2 separate regions of the Homo sapiens genome follow, and region 1 is linked to region 2. Evidence: read pairs that join two places in POLR2A ChIA-PET (ENCODE). Cell type or tissue: A673. All regions are shown on one strand. Each heading gives the region's core, and the rest is flanking DNA. Links, peaks and the distances in the headings are about the cores only. Region 1 overlaps PCDHGA1 (protocadherin gamma subfamily A, 1). Region 2 holds the start of PCDHGA12 (protocadherin gamma subfamily A, 12).

Region 1 (4,507 bases), core at 268-4,267, 64 kb before region 2:
ACATGTATTCCAGGCCACTAAGCCTCTCATTTGATGGAATGGGAGTTGAGGCAGGGGTAAGGTGCTCACCCCAGAGGACACATGAGAGGCAGTTGGTGGGGCTTCCAGGTTCAATGGTGAATTCTGCTTCAAAGCCAGTGTATGGCCTGGGGTGGTGGTAGGTAGAGGGAACATAAATGGCCTAGAACTTCTCAATGTCACCTCCTCCTAGAAGCCTTCTCTGATCTTCCCCCCCCCATTACACTCACATTGTTCTCTGCCTCTCAGAACTTACTGTGATTTGTGGCTAGATTATTTTTTTTTCGTGATCTCAGCTCACTGCAACCTCTGCCTTCCGGGTTCAAGCAGTTCTGCCTCAGCCTCCTAAGTCGCTGGGATTACAGGTGCCTGCCACCACGCCTGGCTAATTTTTGTATTTTTAATCGAGATGGGGTTTCACCATGTTGGCTGCCAGGCTGGTCTCAAACCCCTGACCTCAAGTGATCTACCCACCTTGGCCTCCCAAAGTGCTGGGATTACAGGCGTGAACCACAGTGCCCAGCCTTTTTTTTTTTTTTTAAGTGTTACTTGTTGCAAATTTTCAGTCTCCTCTGCTGGTCTGGAAGCCTATGAGTTCTGGGATCACATCTACTTGTTCACTCCTATAGCCCAATGTTTAGCACAGGGCCCTGCTCATAGTAGATGCTCGATAAATATTTGTTGAATAAATGAACGAATGAATACATTAATGACTTAATGGATAACTTATGAGAAGGTTGGCAAGGCCAGCAGGGAGAAGGACAACAGCTGGGGTCAAAGGAAGGGCAAGGGCAGCCCAAGCCTTTTGATCTGCTGCTTTTTAGGGGCCTTCTAAGAAGCGCTTTGCGTTCCTAAAATGGGTGACAGGACTGTGCATGCCCAGAAGCTGGAATCTCTGCCATACACCAAGGGCTCCTGGGTCCTTGTGGCAACAAGGGTTTGGTTGGTTGCAGGATGGGGGAAAGATAACTCTTGGAAGCTCAGCATCTGTAGCAACTTGGCAAATGTGGACAGCAAGTACTCAACCATTGAGGAGGTAGGGTAAGGTGGCCCAAGCTCCTGCTTCTCTCCCTGGGCTCTGAGACTCCTCCAGGCTCCTGACTTCTAACTGGGAGGCCTGGCGCAGAGCCTATCCCACTCTGCTCAGACCAACTGAAGGTCTTTCTGCTGAAGTTTCCCTCCCCTTCAGCCCGCAGGGGGTTCCTGTCTCAGCAGGAATTCATACCAGATTGAAATGAGCAGCTGGGGCTGCTTGGATGGGAGGGTGTCTGGTGGAGAGCTGCGATCAAAGGCTCAGTGTGTGAGGGGCAGGGAAGGAAGAGAGCGGGGTGTTGGTGGGTGGTGGGTGGGGGGTTGTGTGTGCTGGCTTGCCCACAAGCACAAAAAAATGAGAGACAGAGACAGAGGCTCAGAGAAAAAAGACAAGATAAAAGAAAAAGAGAGATAAAGAAAGAGTAACAGAGAAAGAGGCAGAAAAAGACAACAGGCACAGAGACCAGAGACAGAGACAAAGAAAGATATACAGAGACAGAGACAAAGAGAGACAAAGAACAGAGAGGAAAGCAGAAATAGTGAGAGACAGAGAAACATAGAGGCTGGGGATAGAAGAACACAAGGCGCTAGGAAACGGTGAAAGGAGAAACAGAAAAGAGGTCCAGGACAAGGACAGGGAGGCAGAGATAGAGAAGGAGAAAGAGACTAAGGGTCCCGTGTAGTTACTCACTCCACATTTATTGAGCACTTATGCCATGGCAGGCACAGTGGGCGGCACAGATCAATGCAAGTAGACAAATGAAAGGGACTGAGGCTGAGGTGCAGCAATCAAGACGGAAGCTAAGACAGAGATGGAGAAGAGAGGGAGAGGCAGAGATTGCAAAGCGAGATAGAGACTGAGGGAAGGACTGAGAGGTAAGAGAAAGTGGCAAAGACGGAAACTCAAGAAAAAGGGGCAGAGACACGGAGACCCCACAGACAGAGAGCAGGACAAGTAGGGGCAGAGGACAGTGGGAGGAGGGGCCGGAGAAGGGGGCCTGCTCCATGCCCCGCCCAGTCCTTCCTCAGTTCCACCTCCAGCTGTGCTGCCTCCACTCTCCCCAGGCTGCAGTCAGCCTCGGCTCTGGAGGCTCTGGAGGAGGCGCTGAGTGCGGACCGCCTCCTCCGGTCAAATGCTTTTCTGCCTGAGCCCCAGGTCATAATGGAGCCCAGCTCAACTCAGGGGAGGGGGTTAGGCAGTACATGGGCATAGAAAGCCTCGCTTTCACCCAGAGACCAGCTTAAGACCATCCTTTGGTTCCACAGTGCCCTCAGGGGATAGGAAAAGGTGCCGGTCGTGGCGAGGAGGGAAGGGGCAAGCATGTGAATTGAGCTTCCTGAACAGTCAGGGCAGTCGCCTCTTCCTTCCGGGGTCTGTGTGCCAGCCCCCCGCACACCAAGACCTCCCTGGGATCTCAAACTGAGGGAGAAGCCATCTGTAGCAAATGCTGGGCCCTCCCCCATCTCCTCCCACGTCATCCCTGAGAAAATGCCGCAGAGAAGAGGGTGGGCTGGAGAATCAGTCACCTACCCGCTGGTGCCGGGTCTCTGGGCCTGAGAGAAACGCCAGTCCGTGTTGGGCGGGGCTTGCTGTGGAGAAAACAGAGGGAAAGGGGCTGAGTACCCGTGAGAAGTTAGAATGTCACCCGAGCCCCTAGGGATGGGCCGGGAGAGAAGGAGGGGAGTGGGCACAGAGAAGAAAACGGACTAAGAGGGGGCAGGGGTGGACTCATCTCCAAAGACAAAATACACCTCAGGTCTCAGAGGTCTGAGGTACCAGAAACCAAGAGATAAATCACATTTCATCTGACCACAGTGAGCAAGCTGAGACTCCTTTCCTAAAGAAATGGCCCCTTCCTCCCTGCCCCCAGAGTCAGAACTCCTGAGCCAAAATTCAAGGACTGAAGGCATCTTCTGTGGAACTGGGGGAAGAGGTGCAGACAAAGCCCCCTAAAGTGGCAAAGGAGGCTTTTCAATGAGAATTCTACCAGCCCTAGAATGAATTTATTCAACTCCTCAGCTGGGAACAAAGCATCCTCTGCAGCAAGATGGCTGCTGTTCTTGGTAACCCTTTTGGTGCCAGGTTGTGCAGTGACACATTCACAGGGACATCTTCTCTGGGCCCTTGGCTTGCAAGAATCTCTTCCCACAGCTAAATACATTATTAATTTAGGAGTCATGCCAGATTGGGCCTTTGCGGGGCATCCAAGTCCCGGGACACTTCTCACCCCTAGAACTCCGTGCCAGACAATGGTCTGTGACTAAGGAGAAGAGAACAAGGCTGCTCTGTCTGAGACGGAGAAAAATGGAAGGGATGCAGCGGGGAGGGATCCAGCTCCCACAGCCTCCAAGCAGGGCCAACTAAGTCTCCAGGGCTCCCAAGGGGCTGATGTGTAGCCATCTCCCACCTAGCTGAAGGTGTGGGGCTCTGGCCAGCCACTTCATTCCTGAGTCCCTTCTGGTCTTTCCAGGGGGTGTGTTATCCCATCACACACTCTCATGGAGCACTCCTAGAGCCACCTCCTCACTGGTTCTGGGGTGGGCTGGTAATTAATACTCATACTTGCTCCCAGAAGCAGAGAGTGTGAGTATCTCAGATTACTCCAGGGAGAAGGAAGCTCCGGAACTGCCAGTGGCTCACTCAAGGCTCACAGGTGGCAGTGATATGAGCAGAACCCAGAAACCTAGCATTCCAGGTGTATCGGGAGTCACCAGCACCATTCTGGGGCTGCCATGGAGAAGGGCACAGGGATGGCCAGCCCTCAGCCACTGTATTCTTAGACACAGCAGAATCTACATGGAAATGCAGTGATTGTGATAGGAGGAAACGGAGCTGGGGGAACTCAATCTCCAAAAGGATAACTGGCCAAGTTTGCGCTGCGGGGACTGCTCAGAAATGAGGAGCCACAGAAGACTTTCCCCACATGTAAGGTCCTAAAAGGGAAGGAACCCCACCCTTGCCCCATCCCAGCAGAAGCAAAATCCCAGCAGAGGCAACTCCCCTCTCCTGTCCTCAAGCTTTTAAAGTTCCAAGTGCCAAGAAATTAAAAGCACACATTCTGGAGTTAGACAGGGGTTAGAATCTCTCTTACTTGCTCTGTGAACTTGAGCAAGTCACTTGACCTCTGTGAAGCTGTTATAAGAGAGGCATGTTAGTACCTAGCCAACAGCAATGGTGGGAAGAGCAAATGAGATGAGGTTCTCAAAGGAGTTATATAGTAAGTTTCTCTCAATCAGCTATCAAAATCACCTGGGGGTGTTTCAAAATACAGTCCTAGGAGCAGAGTTAGGCATTGATATATTTTGAATAAAAGCTCCTGGAGTTGGAGAAACTTGTGTTTTTTACTATTGTAGTTTCCTCACACATAAGGGCACCCTGGCATCTGGCAGAGCCTATAGCTTTCCATCTGCCAGAGGAGACAGGACTTGTTAGAGTGTCAGATAGTTTGGTCACCTC
Region 2 (4,244 bases), core at 245-4,244:
GACAGAGCAATTAAAAAAAAAAAAGAAAGAAGATTTGATATAAACTCACCTCAATTAACCCATGACTGTCTTTAGAAAATACCGAATCACCTGACAGCAAAAGGGGCTCGCTTTTTTCAAAGCTCTCCTGGCTGACGAGCATGTCTGCATAGTTGGGCTGGGGGAAGATCAGGTGACTCTTCCGCGAGTCCGTGGTGAGGGAAACCTCGTGGGAATAGGTCTGCAGGAAAGCCTGCACCCCGTCCACGCCCACAAAGTGCGACGCCGGCGCTCCTGTCAAGCCGCCTCCTGAAGCCTGCAGCAGGCGTGACTTGTGCCAGCGCCGCAGCCTGAGCGCCAGCAGCAAGATGACGAAGGCCAGGAAGACGCAGGAGACCGCGGCCACCGCTACCACCAGGTACAGAGTGAGGTCTGAGGTTTCAGAGTTAGCTGGAGACTCGAGGCTGCCGAGGTCCGCCAGGACTTGGGGGATGCTGTCGGCCACGGCCACGGTGAGCGTGACAGTGGCGGAGAGAGGGGGCTGGCCGTGGTCCTGGACGGCCACTACGAGGCTCTGCTTGAGCGCGTCTCTGTCCAGCAGGGCTCGCGCCGTGCGCACCTCGCCCGTGTGCAGACCCACCGAGAAGAGTCCCGGCTCGCTGGCCTTGAGCAGACGGTAGGACAGCCAGGCGTTCTGGCCGGAGTCTCTGTCCACCGCCACCACCTTGGTCACCAGGTAGCCGGGCTCTGCGGAGCGGGGAGCCAGCTCCACGCCAGTGGAACCGTCCGTGGGGAGGGCGGGGTACAGGATCTCGGGCGCATTGTCGTTCTGGTCCAGCACGAACAGGCTCAACGACACGTTGCTGCTGAGGGGCGGGTGCCCGTTGTCCCGCGCCATCACTTTCACTTGCAAGTCTCGGAACTGCTCGTAGTCGAAGGAGCTCAGCGCATACAGTACCCCAGTGTCGGAGTTGATGGACACGTAGGACGATAGGCTTGCCCCTTGGATGGTGTTCTCAGCCAGGGAATAAGTGATCTGGGCGTTCTCTTCACAGTCGGGGTCGTGGGCGGTCACAGAGACGAGGGAAACTCCTCTGGGATTGTTCTCTGGGATATAAGCGGAATAGGAGGCCTGAGGGAAGACCGGCGGGTTGTCGTTGGTGTCTGCCACGTTCAGCGAGATATGAGTTTCCGTGGATAGGGGCGGGGTTCCCCGGTCAGTGGCGGTCACTGTGATGTTGTAGCTAGGAACCTGTTCCCTATCCAAGACTATGTCTGTGACTAAACTATAGTAATTTCCGTAAGATTTTTCTAATTTAAAGGGCAGATTTCCTTGGATGAAACAGATCACCTGTCCGTTTTCCTCAGAATCTTGGTCATTTACATTTAAAAGGGCAATTAATGTCCCTCTGGGAGAGTTTTCGGGAACCGAGCTGGCGAGAGAGGTGAGGACCACTTCTGGGGCATTGTCGTTCACGTCCAGAACAGTGATCAGGACTTTGGCTCGCGCAGAATATCCTGCATTATCCATTGCTTGCACTTCCATCTGGTAGAATCCTGACTCCTCGTGGTCCAACTCCCCTATTGTTGATATTGTCCCTGAATTACAATCTAGTTTGAAAACTTGGGCCGCCTTGTCGTCCACATACCGGAAGGAATACCTCACTTCCGCATTGACTCCTTCGTCAGGGTCGGTAGCGTTGACTACAAGCAGCTGCGTGCCCAAGGCCAGATTCTCCGGAACGCTCGCGCGGTACTCGGGCTGAGCAAACGCTGGTGCGTTGTCGTTCGCATCCAGAACCATCACGCGGATGCGCGCGGTGCCTGTGCGCACCGGGTCGCCCCCGTCGGAGGCCGTAAGGACCAGGTGGTGAGCAGCCTTTTCTTCGCGGTCCAGGGCGCGTTTCAGCACCAATTCGGGGTACTTACTACCGTCGGCTCCATTTTGCACGATGAGGGAGAAGTGAGTGTTCGGGCTGAGCTCGTAGCTCTGCAGAGAGTTCTTCCCGATATCCGGATCCCAGGCGTGGGGTAGAGGGAACCGCATCTCAGTGGCTGCATTTTCACTAATTTTTATTTCTAATTCACTTTCACGAAAGTAAGGCGCATTGTCGTTAATGTCCCTTACTTCTACTTCTACTCCATATATTTTCACTTTATCCTCCATCAGAATGTCTAGATTTAATTGACACTTGATGGCCCCCATACAGAGCTCCTCCCGGTCTATCCTGCCCGCCGTGACCAAGCTGCCGCTGCGCGGATTCAGGGCGAAAAGCTGCGTCCTACCTCTGGGGATGATGCGGACTCCGCGCTCCGCGAGCTCCCGGGGCTCCAGCCCCAGGTCCCTGGAGATGTCGCCCACCCTAGAGCCTTTCTCCAGCTCTTCCGGAACTGAATAGCGTATCTGGGTGCATCCGGTCTCCCACAGAGTCCCCAGGAGGATTCCCAGCAGGACAAGCCCTTTGTAGTCCCGGTGCAGTCGCGCAGGAATCATTCTTATCTTCCTCCAGAATTATTTTCAATTCTGCCCTTAACCACTGAAGTCAGGAGCAGTTCCTTCGCCCATAGAATGGGACAGTTGGGAAGTCAGAGCTCCTCCGTTGTTTCCACATACTCCCAGGGATGGTTCATTCCTAGCTATCTGCTTTGTGCTTCAGGCGCGTGCAAGGCGAGCAGGATCTCCGCTTTTCTCTCCCCGATTGGTGAACAGCGGCGCTCAGAGTCCTAACCAATTACTGCACAATCTTGAACTCCCAGAAAGGATATTTCGTTTTTATATCTTAAATAGCTCCACCTACTGTTCTTCAAAAGGGGATGGAAATCTACCGTATTCGCTTTAATAGAAACTTTAGTGAGCTTTTTTTTTTTTTCCCAATGAGCTTTTTTTTCCCCAATGAGCTTTTAAATGAATTGGAAGTTTCTATAAACAATGATTTTAATCTTATAATGTTAGTGCATCTGCTTTGAGATTACTGTTCCCCCAACACACCTATTATGGAGATGTCTCCCTAGGAGTTTCTCTTTTTGACAAATCATATAATATAATAATTTAAACTTTCTGATTCAGCTATAATTTGGGGAAAATATTTTTAAATAGATTCCTTGAATGATCCTGAATGGAAGGATTACTTTACCAGGTTGTTGACATGTAACGCTTAAAAATCAAATTTTCATGATATTATGGAAACCTAAAAATGATATGTGATTGTATACATTATCAGAATCACACTTAACAAGAACCCAAGTGAAAAAGAAACATTAATATTTTTAGCATAAAGTAGAAGCATTCCAACTTGCATTGACTGGAAATAATGGAAGTACTCCAGAATTCTATTAATACATTATATTTCAAAAATATTTATTGTTCAGGAAACTTAGTAAAAGAAAATTGGTAGTCCAAAGAATGTTACAGACTTACCTTTTCCTGGGTAACTGACCTAATTGTAATTACTGAGAATTACTGGTAATACTTTTGGAAGCCCATCAAAATATAGGGAAAAAATTCTCCCTAAGAAATAACTGGCTACGTACTTTCATGAGCGTAAATATTTATACTGTAAAGATATTTGCTAGGCATAAAATAAAATAATATATTTTAAATTGGGAAGAAATATATAGGTAGCTGTGAGAAAATATCAGACATAAAATTGAGTTTACTTGAATTACAAGAATCAAAAGTAAATGTAACTGAATATTATCAAATCATTACCATGTTCTTATTTTTTTAAGCTTTTTTCTCTGCCAGGCACAGTTTCAGGCAACTGTAGTCTCAGCTACTCTGGAGATTGAGGTGGGAGGATTACTGTAGCCCAAGAGTTTGAGTCCAGCCTGGGCAACATAATGAGACCTTAATCTCAATTTTTTTTAAAAAAAAAACACATTTTCTCCATTTTCTCATGCATTTTCTTCAAAATTTATAGTTAATGGATTAAAGAAAAAGCCTTATATACTCAAATATTGATGTCCCAAGAAACATCACAGGAAAAAAATTTATTCCTCAATTAAAATATCTCAATGACAGCAGTATCATAATACCCACTTTTCACACGTGTGTGTGTGTGTGTGTGTGTGTGTGTGTGTGTGTATAAACAATGTCTCCGGGCCGGGTGCAGTGGCTCACGCCTATAATCCCAGCACTTTGGGAGGCCGAGGCGGGCAGATCACGAGGTCAGGAAATCGAGACCATCCTGGCTAACACGGTGAAACCCCGTCTGTACTAAAAATGCAAAAAATTAGCCGGGCGTGGTGGCGGGCGCCTGTAGTCC

The links. ChIA-PET counts read pairs that join two places held together with the same protein. Peaks named below come from ENCODE experiments on the same cell type or tissue, not always from the same donor. Only the 100,000 strongest peaks of a DNase experiment are listed, where the experiment ranks them.
Region 1: POLR2A ChIA-PET joins it to region 2 with 9 read pairs; 7 of 35 experiments call an interaction of 5 or more read pairs at or near these places.

Annotation. Positions count from the first base shown.
Region 1 is chr5:141,492,940-141,497,446 of GRCh38, reverse strand. PCDHGA1 (protocadherin gamma subfamily A, 1) reads right to left here. Exons shown (of 4, transcript NM_018912.3): 2 at 2,582-2,640. PCDHGA2 (protocadherin gamma subfamily A, 2) reads right to left here. Exons shown (of 4, transcript NM_018915.4): 2 at 2,582-2,640. It overlaps PCDHGA3 (protocadherin gamma subfamily A, 3), which reads right to left. Exons shown (of 4, transcript NM_018916.4): 2 at 2,582-2,640. It overlaps PCDHGB1 (protocadherin gamma subfamily B, 1), which reads right to left. Exons shown (of 4, transcript NM_018922.3): 2 at 2,582-2,640. It also overlaps PCDHGA4, PCDHGB2, PCDHGA5, PCDHGB3, PCDHGA6 and PCDHGA7, and 13 more genes. Among named protein-coding and RNA genes, the nearest start is that of PCDHGC5, 6.1 kb to the right of the region's middle. RefSeq lists an enhancer at 4,439-4,507. In A673, for the core only: no CTCF peak of the experiment used is centred there; DNase peaks (open chromatin) are centred at 1,216, 1,756, 2,126 and 2,466; H3K4me3 peaks cover 1,111 bases; H3K27ac peaks cover 4,000 bases.
Region 2 is chr5:141,428,989-141,433,232 of GRCh38, reverse strand. The region is part of intron 1 of PCDHGA1 (protocadherin gamma subfamily A, 1); the gene reads right to left. The region is part of intron 1 of PCDHGA2 (protocadherin gamma subfamily A, 2); the gene reads right to left. The region is part of intron 1 of PCDHGA3 (protocadherin gamma subfamily A, 3); the gene reads right to left. The region is part of intron 1 of PCDHGB1 (protocadherin gamma subfamily B, 1); the gene reads right to left. It also overlaps PCDHGA4, PCDHGB2, PCDHGA5, PCDHGB3, PCDHGA6 and PCDHGA7, and 10 more genes. RefSeq lists an enhancer at 2,691-2,830. In A673, for the core only: no CTCF peak of the experiment used is centred there; no DNase peak of the experiment used is centred there.